Regions from separate parts of the Homo sapiens genome. Here region 2 is linked to region 1. A link is a contact called in ENCODE Hi-C or POLR2A ChIA-PET data. All regions are on one chromosome and are shown on one strand. The core of a region is the stretch at or near the end of the contact, and the rest is flanking DNA. Distances in the headings are between cores, read along the strand shown.

Region 1 (7,793 bases), core at 3,452-5,951:
TGTTTTACACATCGAGAACTGACCACCTTTTTACTAATAGCATCTCTTCTCAAATTTTGTGCAGAAAATGTTCCTTTAAAATGTCTTAAAGATATAAAAGGATATATTTATCCTATTACATTGTAGTAGAAATCGAAAACACTATGGCTTTTATTAAGGTAACTTGCGAAAGTTGAAAAAATCATTTAAAAACCTGAGAAACTCTTGTAAAATCCTCACTGAGCATTGCCAAGAGCATTCTAAACTTAGTCTGTCACTTTAAAATGACTATATAATAACACATGTAATTAATATGAGCTATAATAAGACCTTCTAATCAGCTGAAAATTCAAGAAAGGTTTTTTAAAGGTTGAATCCTTTATATAAATTTTGGGTCGATGTGTAGTTATTTTCCCCTTGCTCATAAAACCTTTGATTTGCAATTATTTCCTATTGAAAACACAGAATATTTCATTTCAATCATACCTGAATTGTCATTTGCTCTCATAAACCATGTATTCCTAACAACAGAGTTAAGATTATCTTAGCAAAGAAAAGTCCCTCTTGTCTGTTTCTCAGTATCCTCCCCTGGGGCTTTCTGCCCTGCCCAACTACTGACCTATGTAATTCCAATGGCATCTATCATCTCTATCTAGGCACTAGGCACTCACACCTCACAAACACAAACATCCACATATGGAAAGTGAGGAGCTTGGAGCAGAGATTTCCTACAATGAACATTTTTATAAAACAAGAACCAGGCAACTTGCCACATTCATGTTCCTTCAACTTATAGTAATGGGTAACTGGATGGGGCAATTTGAACTAGAATTTAAAGTAAAAAGGAAACACAAACAGCCTCCATTTGTTTATATATTACAATTTTGAAAATGTTTACTGAATACCCAAATGCTATCTACTTTGTGAGGTATCACAAATGCTTTTACAGAGTCAACATGCATAGAGACTCAGCAATATTTCTTGTATCTAAGGACTTGGGATGGTGAAATCTCCTTTGTTGAGGACACCGCAGCACCATAGAAGTAGCCAATCTTTTAAACTCTCTTTTGCTTTACCAATAAAAAGACAAACAAAAACAAAGCTTACTTTTTTTTGTTTTTTTTTTTGAGACGGAGTCTCATTCTGTCACCAGGCTGGAGTGCAGTGGCGCAATCTTGGCTCACTGCAACCTCTGCCTCCTGGGTTCAAGCGATTCTCCTGCCTCAGCCCCCCGAGTAGCTGGGGCTACAGGCACCTGCCACCATGACCAGCTAATTTTTGTATTTTTAATAGAAGATGAGGTTTCACCACGTTGGCCAGGATGGTCTTGATCTCTTGACCTCTTGATCCGCCTACCTTGGCCTCCCAAAATGCTGGGATTGCAGGCGTGAGCCACTGCTCCCAGCCCAATCTGAACATTTTAACAAGCTTCCTATTTAAAGGAATGGGGTTTCATAAGCAAATAACTAATATATGATGAACTCCCCAATTAGATATGTCTTTTAGACACAGTCTCAGAATATAAATTCCCAGAATTTCATACACATTTCTAACCTTCATTTTTTAAATTCATAATTGAAAACACCATCAGCCAACTCTCAGATCAATTGATTTTCCATCTGTGATCCTTGCTTCTTATCATTTTGACTAATTAATACTTCCATTACTTCCACTTTTCCATGCAGTTCTTGGCCAGTGGGCAGGGCAGCACCACCATGCAGGGGTTTGAAATATTTGTTCAATAACTGATGTGCAAAAGTCTGGGTTATAGAAAGGTTGAAAACGTCTCTACTAAGATTATACTACAGTGCCCTCTAGCCTATATAGCAGGGAGAAAAATGTTTCCCCTTCCTGCTGTTCATTTCTAGTGGCACATTACAGTATTTGTTATATAAAGGGTATGAACCTGCTATTAAATACCATACTTCCTAAAAGGCAGACATAAAGTTGCTTTCTTATAGCACACATAAAATTACTCTCTTAAACAGTCAGTGCCTTCTTGCTGAAGAAATACCCAGTATCCTAAAGTGTCAACAGGTGCAGAAACACTGCACTGCTGTGTCTAGGGACTTTCTGTTGAAAACCTTTGCTTGGCTGAGTAAAAGTAGAGAAGAGTTTAACTTCCATCTCTCTTCCTCATCCTCCATCAGAAGGCAGCAGTCCATAAACCCTATTCTTAAGTGTGGCAAGTGCAGATGCCTTTGGTGATATCTAATTATCCTTGATCTCTAAATCTTTATTGTCTATTGTTAATATTCTTTCCCTTCATATCATTTTGGGAAAGAACAATATCTATAGATTTAAGCCCTTCTGTGTCTATGTTGTTTTACATTCAACAAATAGACTTTAAAGAGAAAATGTAGTGTTTCCTAAAATCTTTCTTTGATTACTTGATATCTGTGGTTTTCTTTCCTACCTCCCCTTCAAACAGAAGCCTTGAAATACTAAAAACTTAACCTCAAGAATTTCATTAGGCAAAGCTCACAATATTTTTTTTGGAGATATTCTTTAAAAAATAATTTATCTTTCTTCAAAATCTTCAAATTGTAAAAGTAGGTGAGGAGTAGGACATAATTTATTCTACTGTGTTGGTTAATAACCTTGAAAGTTTACTTAAAAGGCAGTCTCTTTCCTGATTATACAAAACATTTAATGGGAGGAAAAAAGCGCTCTTGAAGTATTGCCATACACAGACTTTTAAACTTACAAAAAAAAAAAAAATACTGCAGCACGTTTACACTCTGCCATAAAGTACTATAATGAATAATTAAAACAACTAGAATTGTCAAAATAAATAACTATGGATTGCGGTGTAGTGCTCTAAATTTTTTTAATGCTTTTTTGCATGTTGATTTACATAGCATAGTAATAAGTCAAGGATTTCCCAGTCATTAAAGTGAATTAACAAGAAAGTATTTTAATGGGTAGTTTTGTCTTATTTCAGAATTTGACTAGTTATTTAATTCTATACCCTTCTCTTGCATTTACTCTAAAAAAAACTGTGTTTGTATAAATAATGTATTTAAAAATAAACAAATCAGAACTCCATGGTCTGAAAAACAGAATTTAGCAACTAATTTGTCACGTATATGTGAAGCTTTCCCTAGTACCTCACTTCCAAGCATTGAAGAAATGAACATTTCACGCAGAACATGTATCTTTACTGTTCAATAATTCAAAAGCGCTAACAACAATATGCATTTAAGGGTCTTTATATTTCATTCGAAATACAAGCTCTTAAAACAACAACATCAGTATTTCTGTGTCTATATCCAAATATATTAAATGATGTCTAAGTGAATTTTCCCAGAAGATTGTCACTATTTCCCATATTAAGTCATTGGTATGAAAAATTCCAGTTCACTTTCATCTCTCCCTGTATCTCTTTTGCAATATTCCGAAGTGGCCTACTTGGTAACCTCAACTTTGAGCTGATGAATGAAACTGGCAGTTTTCACGAGTTGTCTTCTAGTCCTGGAGCAAAGGACTGAGTATAGGAGGAAGACTGCTGAATGACATCTGGGAGACTGCTCAGCTGATCTGAGATTTGAAGCTGGTGGTGTTCACATACTTCTGCACCATCCCAGAATCTTTGCCTGAAACCATCCCTCAGGCCAGCTATTTCTTGGAGGTCTATGACTAATGTCACATTGTAAAGGAACAAAAGTTTTTAATCCATGTTGGTGATATGATTGGCATTCTCATTTAACCTCATAATATATTAATATGATCAAATTTTGCTAAATATGTGAATGTAAATCCAAAACAGTGAATTGTTGAGAGTGGGAAAGAAGTCTGGGGAGGTGGGAGAGAGGGAGAGATTCTAACACTTGTTGAATATCTGCTAAGTGCCAGGTGCTTGCTGTGTATCATCTCATTGAATCATTGCAACACCACTGTAAAGAACTAGTTCCCCAGTTTTGCATGTGAAAAATATTAATTGCTTTCCCAGTGTTACCCTTGCCCAGTGAATCATGGGTCTTAATTCTCCACCAAGTATTTCTGACTGCAAAGCTCATGTTTTCTGCCCATATGCACATGATCTGAAGGATCAACTCAGCAAGAAATACTTAAAGTTTTTTGTTGCTGAATGCATTATAATTTTGAGAAGACTTTATGTATGCCGTTGCTTCCCAAACATTACAATACAATTGTGGAACACTCAATGGAACTTTAGTTCATTATGGCAGTGAGAAGGTAACAAGGAAATAAGAGCAGGTCTTTGCCCTTCCTGTTGCTCCGTGTCTCTTGCCTGATGCCAGGTTTCCCTCAGACCGGATATGAGACTTGGACCTGTGGTTTAGGTGTCATTTGCAGAACAGTAAGTCTCAGGTAGAGTCTTATAGTTCCTGATTGTAAAGGTCAATCCAAGTTTATTAAGGCTACTGTACATCCCAGCTTTCCTGACATAGCCTTGAATTGAAGGGCTTTTATTCTTCATCATAAAAATGATCTCTTAATGTGTGCCATCTTCCCTTGTAAGACTATTTGATACCTTTGCAAACAAGAAAGCCTCTTGTCAAAATATATAATGTGATTTTTCTATTTGGAGGGTCTCAAGAAGCATAAGCAGAACTGAGTGAAATATGGAGGGCCTCCCTTTCCACCAGATGTGTCCACACGGAGTGATTGAGTGGTATGCCCTGTGGCAGCAAGAGTGACAAGTCTTAGGCCTACTTCTGCTTTCACTTTTTCTTTTGTCTATTGCTTAAAATAACTGAGCTTTATATTTTGTTCCCCTCATCATGTGAAATTGCAGATGTTTACTGGTTTCATTCTTTCTTTTGATGAACTAACTCCCCCTCTAATGGATGGTTTTTGTTTTCAAAACAAAGCTGTACATTTCAGTTTGAATAGCTCCCTCTGATATAATAAAGTTGTTCTTTTAACCCATGTAATCAAGATTTCCTTTCATTTTAAACTTAAAAATAATTTGGAAGATGTGAGTGATAAATTTCCATGCAGCTGATTTAAATATTCTGGTTCATTTTCATTCATGTATCTCTACTCCCATGGGAGAAATGTCAAATTAGGGAAATAGCAGTGCATTCCCTTCCTACTTTCAAAAAACATGCAGGATTTAAGAGCCAAGACCGAAAGTATTTTGTCTTAGCTTTTAGCTTAGAAACTGCTAGTTGCCTACCCAATATCCATTCTCCATTTACTCCTAGAAACCTGATGTTTTTCCAGTTGGCAATGTGCCCAGATACACACTCTTATTTCCTAGCTTCCCATGGGTGGTCAATGAGATTAGGTAGAAGTCCTTGGGTGTGCTTTCGGGAAGGCTATGTGAAGCAGGCTGACTCAGTTGAGAGGGAAATCTTTTTGGCCCTTCCCTTCTTCCTCCTCTTTTTGCCTGAAATGTAATATCTGAAGCACTATAGCCACCTTAGGCCTTGCAGATAGAAACTATGTAGAAAGATAGGCTCTAGAGTTCCTGATGACTTTGGACCTGCTATAGCAGTGTATGTGTCTGTTTTAGTCAGTTCAGGCTAAGACTGGGTGGCTTAAGCAAAAGATACTTACTTTTCACAGTTCCGGAGGCTAGGAAGTCCAAGATCAAGAGGCTGGCAGATTTGGTGTCCAGTGAGGGCTGTTTCCTGCTTCATAGATGTGATGGCAGTGTTTGCCCTCTGTCCTAACATAGTAGAAGGAGAGAGTGAGCTCTCTGGGGTCTCTTTTATAAGGGTGGGGGTTAGGATTTCAACTTTTGCATTTTGGAGGGGTACAGACATTCATAACAAATGCTTACATCTCTACTTCATTTATCTGAAGAGGAAACAAACCTGTCTTGTTTAAGCCACATATTGGGAGTTTCTATTATATACAGACAAGCCTAATCACACCTGATACTATTTTCTTTACCTTTTCCATGACTGTAATACAAAAACATCTATTCCTGCTTCACCAATCTCTTTACTTCTCCCAACTCTAATTTCCTCCTTTTCCACTTATTTCTAACATTCAAGAGGACATTTTCAGGCAGGAAGTGCCTGCCTAAAAATCACATATGCTATCCTGCCCAAGAATGGAGAATGTATTCACAGCTATTTCTGCTAGCATTCAAGAGGACATTTTCAGGCAGGAAGTGCCTGCCTGAAAATCACATATATAGACTGGTCCTGCCCAAGAATGGAGAATGTATTCACAGCTATTTCTGCTGTTCCCTTCTTTGTTCTCCTGTGAATATGGAGATTTTCAAAGAGGCCCAGAGACATTTCACAGCAGCACTCATTGCAGTAGTTGTGGGATAGAGAAGTATAGGACAGAGTAGTTCTGCATGCATGAGCAATTGAAGTCTAGTATCTACCCCATAGCAAAAGATGAGTTGTATGAGGTTAGAATCTCACATGGGTTGGATGCAGTGGCTCATGCTTGTAATCCCAGTGCTTTGGGAGGCCAAGATGGGAGGATTGCATTAGGCCAGGAGTTTTCAACCAGCCTGGACAATATAGCAAGACCTCATCTCTATAAAAAATTAAAAAAAAATAGCCAGGTATGGTGGCGTGAATTTGTAATCCTAGCTACTCAGGAGGCTGAGGTGGGGGATCACTTGAGTTCAGGAGTTTGAGAATGTACTGAGCTATGATCGTGCCACTGCATTCCTGCCTGGGTGACAGAGCAGGACCCTGACTCAAAAAAAAAAATTTTTTTTCACATGGGACAGGAACAGTTTCTTTCCAATGATGTCTACAGGAAGTACATTCTGTCCTGACAGCAGCATTTCACTGAATGAGTGTTTCATTGACTAGTGAATGAGAGAGCTCCCTTTAAGCCTTTATTGGACCTGGGTACTCTTACTTGCCTTCCTGCAACTTTCTATGGGACTGCTAATGTCAAAGAAGATAGAGATCAAGTTCAGTCTGGGGTGAATTAAAAGAGTGATCCAAGAAGCAATATGGACATAAATTGAGAAATTAGAGTGAGTTACCCAGGCAGAAATGCAAAGAGAAGCGCTAGGGATACAACACCAGAAAAACAAGACAACCTGATCCCTTTCTGTGCTACATGCCCCTGCTGTAAGAAGATACTGATGCTGTCACATGCATGCTCTGTCATAATGCTCTGTTTCTTCTTGCTACTGCCAGGATCCTTGGTGTTGAGGCCTTACATAAACTTTCCTGTTCAACAACTCAATCCCTGTCAGCACAGGCTGCTATCCCTCTAGGCATCAAAGCACTTGGCATGTTTTTAGAGAGTAATTTCAAGGTAGTTATTGTAATTGTTGCTAATAAACACACTACATTGGGCACAAGCTGGACTAGGAAAGAGTGTCATAAAAAGAAATCTGTAACGATAAGGGATTGTAAATTGCTAACGAATATCCTAACAAAATAAAGCTTTTATTAAAATTAAGAATCTCTTTCTCTTATGAAAGAACTGGGAAGGATTATTTTAGCTTTACTTGGCATAGGCTCTTCATGATAAGAGGAGTGTATATATATGAATTTTGAGGGCAGCATCCAGAGCTTGGAAAAGGTCCAGAGAAGAGCAAATGCAATTATCAATAGGTTAGAAAATTGGCCCTTTAACAAAAGGTTAAAGGAGTTGGATGCATTTAGCCTGGAGTAGAAGCAATTTAATAACTGTTAAAGAGCTGTTATTAAGGAGGACACTGACCAATGTTCTCTCTCCCCATCGAGGACACAAATAAAAGGAATTGTTTAAACTGGAAGAGAAGAGAGGGATTTAGATTAAATATTAGGAAACATTTCTTAGGAGTGAGCATCATTAAAGAAAAAAATGCCATAAGCTATAACCAGTTCCTGAGGAAGGCTAAGGACTCTGTGTCTCGGGATATTAGTGTAGTGGGC
Region 2 (7,793 bases), core at 2,486-4,985, 540 kb before region 1:
TTTTTCCTTGGACATCTACTGTATGCCAGGTACGATGCTATGAGTTAGGACTAGACTAAGGAATAAAACACAGTCTCAGCCCCCAGAGTCTACAGTCTTCAGCTAATCATATAAACAAATAATGAGCTTTGCAAAAGCTTCTCCTCTCATTGGTATGCTCTTCTCCCATCTCTTTGTCTGGCTAAATTCTATTCAACCTGCTAGATCTTGAGTAAGATGTTTCTTTATCTAAAATAAGCGTCCCCAACCCCCAGGCCATGGACCAGCACCAGTCTGTGTCCTATTAGAAACCAGGCTGCATGGCTGGGTGCAGTGGCTCACGCCTATAATCCCAGCACTTTGGGAGGCTGAGATGGGTGGATCACCTGAGGTCAGGAGTTTGAGACCAGCCTGGCAAACATGGTGAAACCCCATCTCTACTAAAAATACAAAAATTAGCTGAGCGTGATGGCAGGCACCTGTAATCCTAGCTACCTGGGAGGCTGAGGCAGGAGAATCACTTGAACCCAGGAGGCAGCAGTTGCAGAGATTGTGCCACTGCACTCCAGCCTGGGTGACAACAGCAAAACTCCATCTCAAAAAAAAAAAAAAAAAAAAAAACAAGAGAAGAAAAAAAACCAGGCTGCACAGCAGGTGAGCAGCAGGCCAGTGAGCATTACCACCTGAGCTCTGCCTCCTGTCAGATTAGCAGTGGCATTAGATTCTCACAAGAATGTGAACCCTATTGTGAACTGTGCATGCGAGGGGTCTAGGTTGCACGTTCCTTATGAGAATCTAATGCCTGATGATCTGAGGTGAAACAGTTTCATCCTGAAACCATCCCTCCCCTTGCCCATCAGTGGAAAAATTGTCTTCCACAAAACTGGCCCCTGGTGCCAAAAAAGTTGGGGATTGCTAATCTAGAAAATGCTCCTTGACACCTCAAGTTAGAGTTAGGCGTCCTTTCTAGGTATTTCCATAGCAACAGTGCTTACTCCTATCTGAGGACTTTGCACTTCGTATTGCAATTACTTGTTTAATTATTTATATCCTCTCACTAGGCAATGAGCTACTTAAGGACAAGAGCTATGTCATGTCCATCTTTATATCCCCAATGACTAGCACTATGCCTAGCACCTATTAGGAACTCAATAGATAATTGTTGAATGAATAAGTGAATGAGTGATTGAGGTATTCATAGGGTATTATAAGAACACAGAGAAGAGACACCTAAAGATACTTCCTGGGAGAGGTAGCTTCTAGGGGAAGTTATAAATGGTTAAGTCTGAATTATCCAGGATTAGGCTGGTTGGACAGTAGAGAGAGACATTCCAAGCAGAAGGATAGCATGAGAAAAAGAAAGCCACAAAAAACAAAAGAGGCATGCCAGAAAATGCCCAGCAACACGTGGAGAGGACACACGCTAAGGCAGCCGTAAGGTCATGAGGGATGGAAGGTTCCAACCAAACCAGACTCAAACTCCATTCTTCCCTTCGTTCCCATCCAAATAAAAGAATGAACACACAGATCAGAGGAGTCCTAGGAGCTGATCTCCAGGGTTTACATACTGGTTACCAACATATTACATAGTCCCTAAGTCACAAACCATGCCAAAAACTCTTCCTTGATACAAGAACTATGTCTTACCCTGCCCTGTGAGGTTCAGTGAATGGGACCTTCCAGGGAAAAGGTGCCAGGTCATCTTCTTAATACACTCCTTGCAGAAGGTTTCTGTCTCTCATTACAAATGGTGGTAAAACACCTTGTTCGCTTTGGTAGGCCCACCTTTCCTCTGCCCAGCTTCTTCCTAAAACCTAGCTCCTTTTGTTCAACCTGAGCAACCCTTAGGAGAGCATGTTGCCTTATTTCTCCTTACTCCATTGTTTTTTGTCTTGTTTTTTGAGATGGAGTCTCGCTCTGTCACCCAGGCTGGAGTTTAGTGGCACAATCTCAGCTCACTGCAACCTCTGCCTCCCGGGTTCAAGTGATCCTCCTGCCTCAGCCTCCTGAGTAGCTGGGACTATAGGCATGCGCCACCATGCCTGGCTAATTTTTGTATTTTTTAGTAGAGATGGGGTTTTACCATATTGGTTGGCCTCGAACTCCTGACCTCGTGATCCACCCCCACCCCACCCCACCTCCCAAAGTGCTGGGATCACAGGTGTGAGCCACCGCACCCAGCCCATTGTCTTTTAAAATATTAATTTCAGTGATTTCGTCATTTACATTCAATGCAACCAATATCCTATTTAAGGTAATTCCAGAGTTTCAGTAAAACATCTCTGATTACCCACTTCAAGTAAGAAATTCTAAGAAGATCAGCTGATAGAGTTCAGTCATTAATTCATTCAACAACTATTTAACACATCTGTGTCAAGCACTGTGCTGGAGTCTGGAAATTCAAAGATGAATGAGAAATGGTCTCTACTCTTAAACTGTCTGCAGTGTGGAGGAAGTTCTAGGATGGGGAAATTGCTTATGTGGGGCAGTGCTGAGGCTACTGCTGACCTACCTAAGCCAGCACTTCAGGTTTATGCAGGTCCCTGAATCAGCAATACAAGCATCACCTGGAAACTTGTTAGAAATGCACATTCTTGGGCTCTTCGTACAAACCTACTGAATCAGAATAAGAGAGTGAGGCCCAGCCACCTAGGTTTTAACAGGACCTCCCAGGAATGCTGAGGCTCACTTTGGTTTGGGAATCTCTGGTCTAAGCTCTGTTCTGAATCACACCAGGCCTATATGGAAGGTGATTAGCCATTCCCAGCCTTCTTCTCTACAATCCCCCCTTCTTCTTTTAGGAGATTAACATGAAACATCAATCCAGAGTGACTACCCAAAATGAAGTAAAAATACTATTTTCTCACATAATAGCAACACATGACACTGCTCCCAAATCACAGAGACGGTTTTATGAAGATCAGTATGGTATGGACTAAACCGACTAGAGCCACATCAGCATCAACACAGAGGGATTCAGAAAGGATAATATCATCATTGTCTCCTGTATTAGTCTGTTCTCACATTGCTATGAAGACACACCCGGGACTGAGTAACTTATGAAGAAAAAAGGTTTAATTGACCCACAGTTCCACATGGCTGGGAGGCCTCTGGAAACTTACAATTGTGGCAGAATGCAAAGGAGAAGCAAGGTACCTCTTGCATGGCAGCAGGAAAAAGAGCCGCAGGGGAAACTGCCGCTTGTAAACCATCAGATCTCGCGAGCCCTCCCTCACTATCACGAGAACAGCATGGGGGAAACCGTCCTCATGATCCTCCCAATAGCCCCCAATCACCTCCCATCAGGACCCTCCCTCCACACGTGGGGATTACAATTCAAGATGAGATTCAGGTGGGGACACAAAGCCAAACCATATCATCTTCATTCTCCCCCCTGGCACTTGAGGGGAAAAAAGAATCATATCAGCTTGACTATTCAAAAAAGAAGCAAGAGCGCCACAGTTATTTCAGTGCATGGGAAAAGGGATAAACTGAAACAATAAACTTGAACGTTTAGGAATATAAAGGTAAGGGGGAGAGAGATAACAATCTTGGCCTCTGAGTTCTGCAACCCTATGGTTGTTTTAAACAAATGAAAGCAGATTGCTTTCTTCCTGGAGTTCTAGTGAAATGTATCTTGCCACCAGCAGACCGTTCGGAGCTCCTGGCCACAGTTTATTGGCTCATTGCCACGTGTCATTAGTGACCTATTTTCGCTGCTGTGAAATCGGCCATGTCTGAAGGCCCCCGAATCAGCAGTTTCTCCCTCCACTCACCGGCTCCAGGCTGGCAAAGCTGACACCAGTGCCACAGAAAATGCAACCCGCTGCCCTCTCCCCAAAATGTGGGGAGAGCACGGTTTTGCTATGAAGATGTCGGCTTTGACCTGAGGCTGACTTGAGAGCCCAGCTGTCATGTCTCTTCCAAATAAGCTGCTGAACTTGGAATTATCTTGGCTGAATAATTAATCAGGACTAAAAATAACCTCAAACTGCCTGGGCTTTGCTTAAATCCTACACAGGTGAGAGAAGTAGGTTTTTTTTTTAACGTAATTGCAAAACCCATATTTTGAAAGGCTCTGCACCAAAATATGAAAATAATTACCCAACATGCCAATTTGGGAGATAATTCACAGTTAATCTGGCTCTCTTAAAAAAATGCCACCTTTTGAATTTCACATTGACTTCAGATTGTCAGTTCTTGGTGGATATGAAAAGCAGCCGAGAGTTGTACTCAAAATTTTCTAAGAATACCTTCAAACACAAATCCATGGGGAAAAATATATCCGTTGGTATAAAGAGCGCCTGTTACCAGGCAGATTAGACAGTGAGCCGAGTTCCACAAGAGGGCGCCTTCCCCATGCTTCCTTCTCGAAGGTGAGGGCGCTGCGTTTCCGCCCCAGCCTTGGCTGCCCTTTCTTTTCCTTTGCCCTTATACAAACGATGTGCTCCCAAGAGCGAATGCTCAGTGTCCTGTGGAATGCTACTCCTGTGACCACTTTCTAGCTGAGATCATCAGGCAAATGTTATCTCTGTAACATCAGAGGAGCAACTTCAAATGATGAGAAATCAAGCAAAACATTAAAAATACAGGGGGAAAAAACAAATACATCTAAACTGCCTTCTCTCCATGGTGATCTAGCTTTGTGTGTTCATTTTCTTGATATTGCTGTGATACAAATAGGATGTGATGAAATGAAAGTACATCCATCACAGCAATCTTGTGTCCAGCCTGAATCTCAGACCCAGATGTGGCTCCAACCAACAAGTGACCATGAGCACGGGGCCCAGGTGTATTCTGGGAAGCTGCTCACCCTCACTGCCATTTCTTTCATCCCCGTAGGCACAGCATCACCTTACATCGAAGACAGATTCAACGAATCTGCCTCTCATCCTAGGTGGCCACTAGGCAACTCCTCTGGGACCATTTCTTCCTGCTCTATGCTCCCATGACCTTCATTCATACTCCCTCTTCCCCTGCTGGAAACCTACTTCTTTTACCTCCTCAAAGGTAAAAGGACCAGCTGGTGAACAAAAGAATACATTTGCTCTATCTAAAGAGAAGCATTAGAGCAAGGGAGGAAAAACTGATGCAAGACAAATGACTTGGGCTCATCATAAAATACTGAGCAGTCAGCAGAACATTAAGAAGAGACTTCTACTCCCCACCACACACATAACCATCTGCACACCTGAATGCCGAGACTAAGCCTCACCAGACGCCAGCAGCATAAATGAGAGGAGTCACTTACCCCTCTGAGGCTCAGGCTTCTCGACTGGAAAAAAAAAAAGATAATAAAAATATCAGTTCAGTTGGGCATAGTGGCTCATGTCTGTAATCCCAGCACTTTGGGAGGCCAAGGCGGGTGGATCACCTGAGGTCAGGAGTTCAAGACCAGCATGGCCAACATGGTGAAACCTTGTCTCTATTAAAAATACAAAAATTAGCTGGGCATGGTGGTGCATACCTGTAGTACCAGCTACTCAAGAGGCTGAGGCAGGAGAATCACTTGAGCCCAAGAGGTGGAGGTTGCAGTGAGCTGAGATCATTCCACTGCACTCCGGCCTGGGCAACAGAGCAAGACTCCCTCTCAAAAACAAACAAACAAAAAAAACCTAATGAATTGTCAGTCTCAAGCCAGTGGGTAGCCAGTGGGTAACCTGGTAATGTAATGGTTCTGTGAAAGAGAGGGTCCATAGAATACAACAAATGTGTGATCTTGTTACTTCATTTGCTGTGATGTGAGCTGAATAAGAGTCACAAAGAATAAGAGAAGAGCTGTGGTTGTTGTACAGAAATAAATACTATTCATCTTGAAACTTTCACCTCATCCCCAGAAGTATCCAATAGAATTTATTAATGCGTATTTCCTACCCAGTGTAGTCAATCAATGTGTAATAAAAATGCTGATGGCCACAGCTTAAATTATTAAAATTCTAGCAGGTTTACCAGGTCCTGAGCTTAGAAATGCATGCAAATCTCTTCATTTGAATAGTTGACTTAATATCATTAGTTCCCCCCTATATCCTCTGGTTAGAGCTCACCTCTAATGAAGCCTCAGGAGCTGATGATATTCCCATACAGTCTTGTTAGTTTTAGAGAGAAAACTCTCCCCACAACCACAAAAGTCTTCTCCTAAGCCCTTAACCTAGAGGTGTCACAAAGAGCATGAGGCATCATCACTCCTGGGACAATGACCCTAAATCCTTGTCCCACTGAGATAGTAGCCTTATCTTCCTGTCAATAGGAAACCCTTGGTCATTTGTTGTGGGCCAAGAGGAACCTGTGGCCAGAGGACGTTAGGAGGAAAACCTGGTTTGGCAAAAATGATGCAGAACAGGGACTTGCCAAATAGTAAGGGTAAAAAGAAGATGACTTCTAACTGGCTATGTGGCTGAAAGTCACCGAAATGGGCAGTTCCACCTTGTGGCCTTTGGCTCTCCAGAGGCAGGAATGAGGATAAAAAGGTAGTGGAAATACCTAGAAGATGAGACCTGAGACCAGCAGAGGCAGAGAGGTCTTTCTGGTTTTCTATGGGAGAGTAGCATTCTTCATTTCTCTCCTCTGTGCTCCCTGTGACTTCTGTTTAACTTCTGTCAAAGTAGTTGTGACGCCACATCACTCTTTCTTATTTGTCTATGTCCCTCAGTAAACTTCAAGCTCCACGTGGGCCAGAACCAGGTTTAATTTGTTCATAATGGTGAATAAACTTGTATCCCTTGAACTGATTACAGCCCAAGCTCAAAAATGTCTTAAATGAGTAAATGAATGCTGCATACAAAGGTTAGCCCTGAAGGAGAAATGAGCAACATATTCTAATGGAGATGTATGTGGCACAGAACTTGGAGATCAAAGTCAGCCTCTTGGGTAGACTTCAGGGATGGGCTTTAAACAAAGAGGCAGGAAGATCCATAGCATTACTTGGGGGATGAATAAGACTCTAGAATTGAGTTGGCCCAGAAATTTTGGGTACAAGCAACACTCACTTTGTTTGATATGATTACAGAGTATTTTCTTCTGTTTACTACTTTCTTTAATTTAATTATGTGATAAAAAGTGATCACTGTGTGTATTAGTCTATTTTCATACTGCTATAAAGAACTACCTGAGACTGAGTAATTTATGAAGAAAAAGCTTTAACTGATTCACAGTTCCACATGGTTGGGGAGGCCTCAGGAAACTTACAATTATGGCAGAAGATGAAGGGAAAGCAAGGCACATCTTACATGGCAGAAGGCAAGAGAGAGAGTAGAGGAAAATACCACTTTTAAACCATCAGATCTCGTGAGAACTCCTTCACTTTCACGAGTAAAGCAAGGGGGAGACCGCCCCCGTGATCCAAACACCTTCCACCAGGTTCCTCCCCCAACACGTGGGGATTACAATTCGAGATGAGATTTGGGTGGGGACAGAATCAAACCACAGCACTGTGTATTTCAACTACTTCCAGAGATGATGGGCACATAAGGAGTAAAGAATAGAGGGGGGGACAATTTCCTCCACGTGTCTGGAAGAACTTTCACAAAAACATACTCATGGGTCGTTCTACTCCAAGAAGACGGATAGCTCTTAACACATAGTAAATAACTTTTCTATCTGAAGTCTGCTTCTCTTTCTCCAATGTAATTGATTTGTAAAGGGGTTTTGCCCCACCCCCCACTCTCCTTGATTAAGTTCATCCGTGAACACCAGGAGGCTGGTCTGCTCACCCCTACACAGGTGTCCTTTCTATTTTGTTTTTTGAGACGAAGTCTCAGCTCACTGCAACCTCCGCCTCCCGAGTTCAAGTGATTCTCCCACTTCAGCCTCCCCAG

The links. A loop is a pair of places that touch in the nucleus more often than their neighbours do. ChIA-PET counts read pairs that join two places held with the same protein, here RNA polymerase II (POLR2A). Pooled maps may share reads with other maps.
Region 2: a loop to region 1 is called in a map of naive thymus-derived CD4-positive, alpha-beta T cell, with 7 times the contacts of the local background. The contact joins the promoter of LINC02420 here to the enhancer-like site in region 1. A Hi-C loop is called at or near these places in 1 of 168 maps with a recorded cell type or tissue (naive thymus-derived CD4-positive, alpha-beta T cell), 1 of 37 single-sample maps with no recorded cell type and 8 of 50 pooled maps. POLR2A ChIA-PET finds 5 or more read pairs at or near these places in 2 of 52 experiments (H1 and WTC11).

The regions. Positions count from the first base shown.
Region 1 is chr12:66,898,204-66,905,996 of GRCh38, reverse strand. LOC124902956 (a long non-coding RNA gene) reads left to right here. Exons shown (of 2, transcript XR_007063353.1): 2 at 1-4,877. It also overlaps a transcript of GRIP1 not described here. Among named protein-coding and RNA genes, the nearest start is that of GRIP1, 220 kb to the right of the region's middle. RefSeq lists an enhancer at 4,606-4,815. Within about 2 kb of position 4,701, at least 2 of the 41 ENCODE cell types and tissues checked have a DNase peak (open chromatin) inside an H3K27ac peak, as active enhancers do.
Region 2 is chr12:67,438,501-67,446,293 of GRCh38, reverse strand. LINC02420 (long intergenic non-protein coding RNA 2420) reads left to right here and starts at 3,735. Exons shown (of 2, transcript NR_146500.1): 1 at 3,735-4,000; 2 at 4,822-5,296. The region is part of intron 3 of LOC105369812 (a long non-coding RNA gene); the gene reads right to left.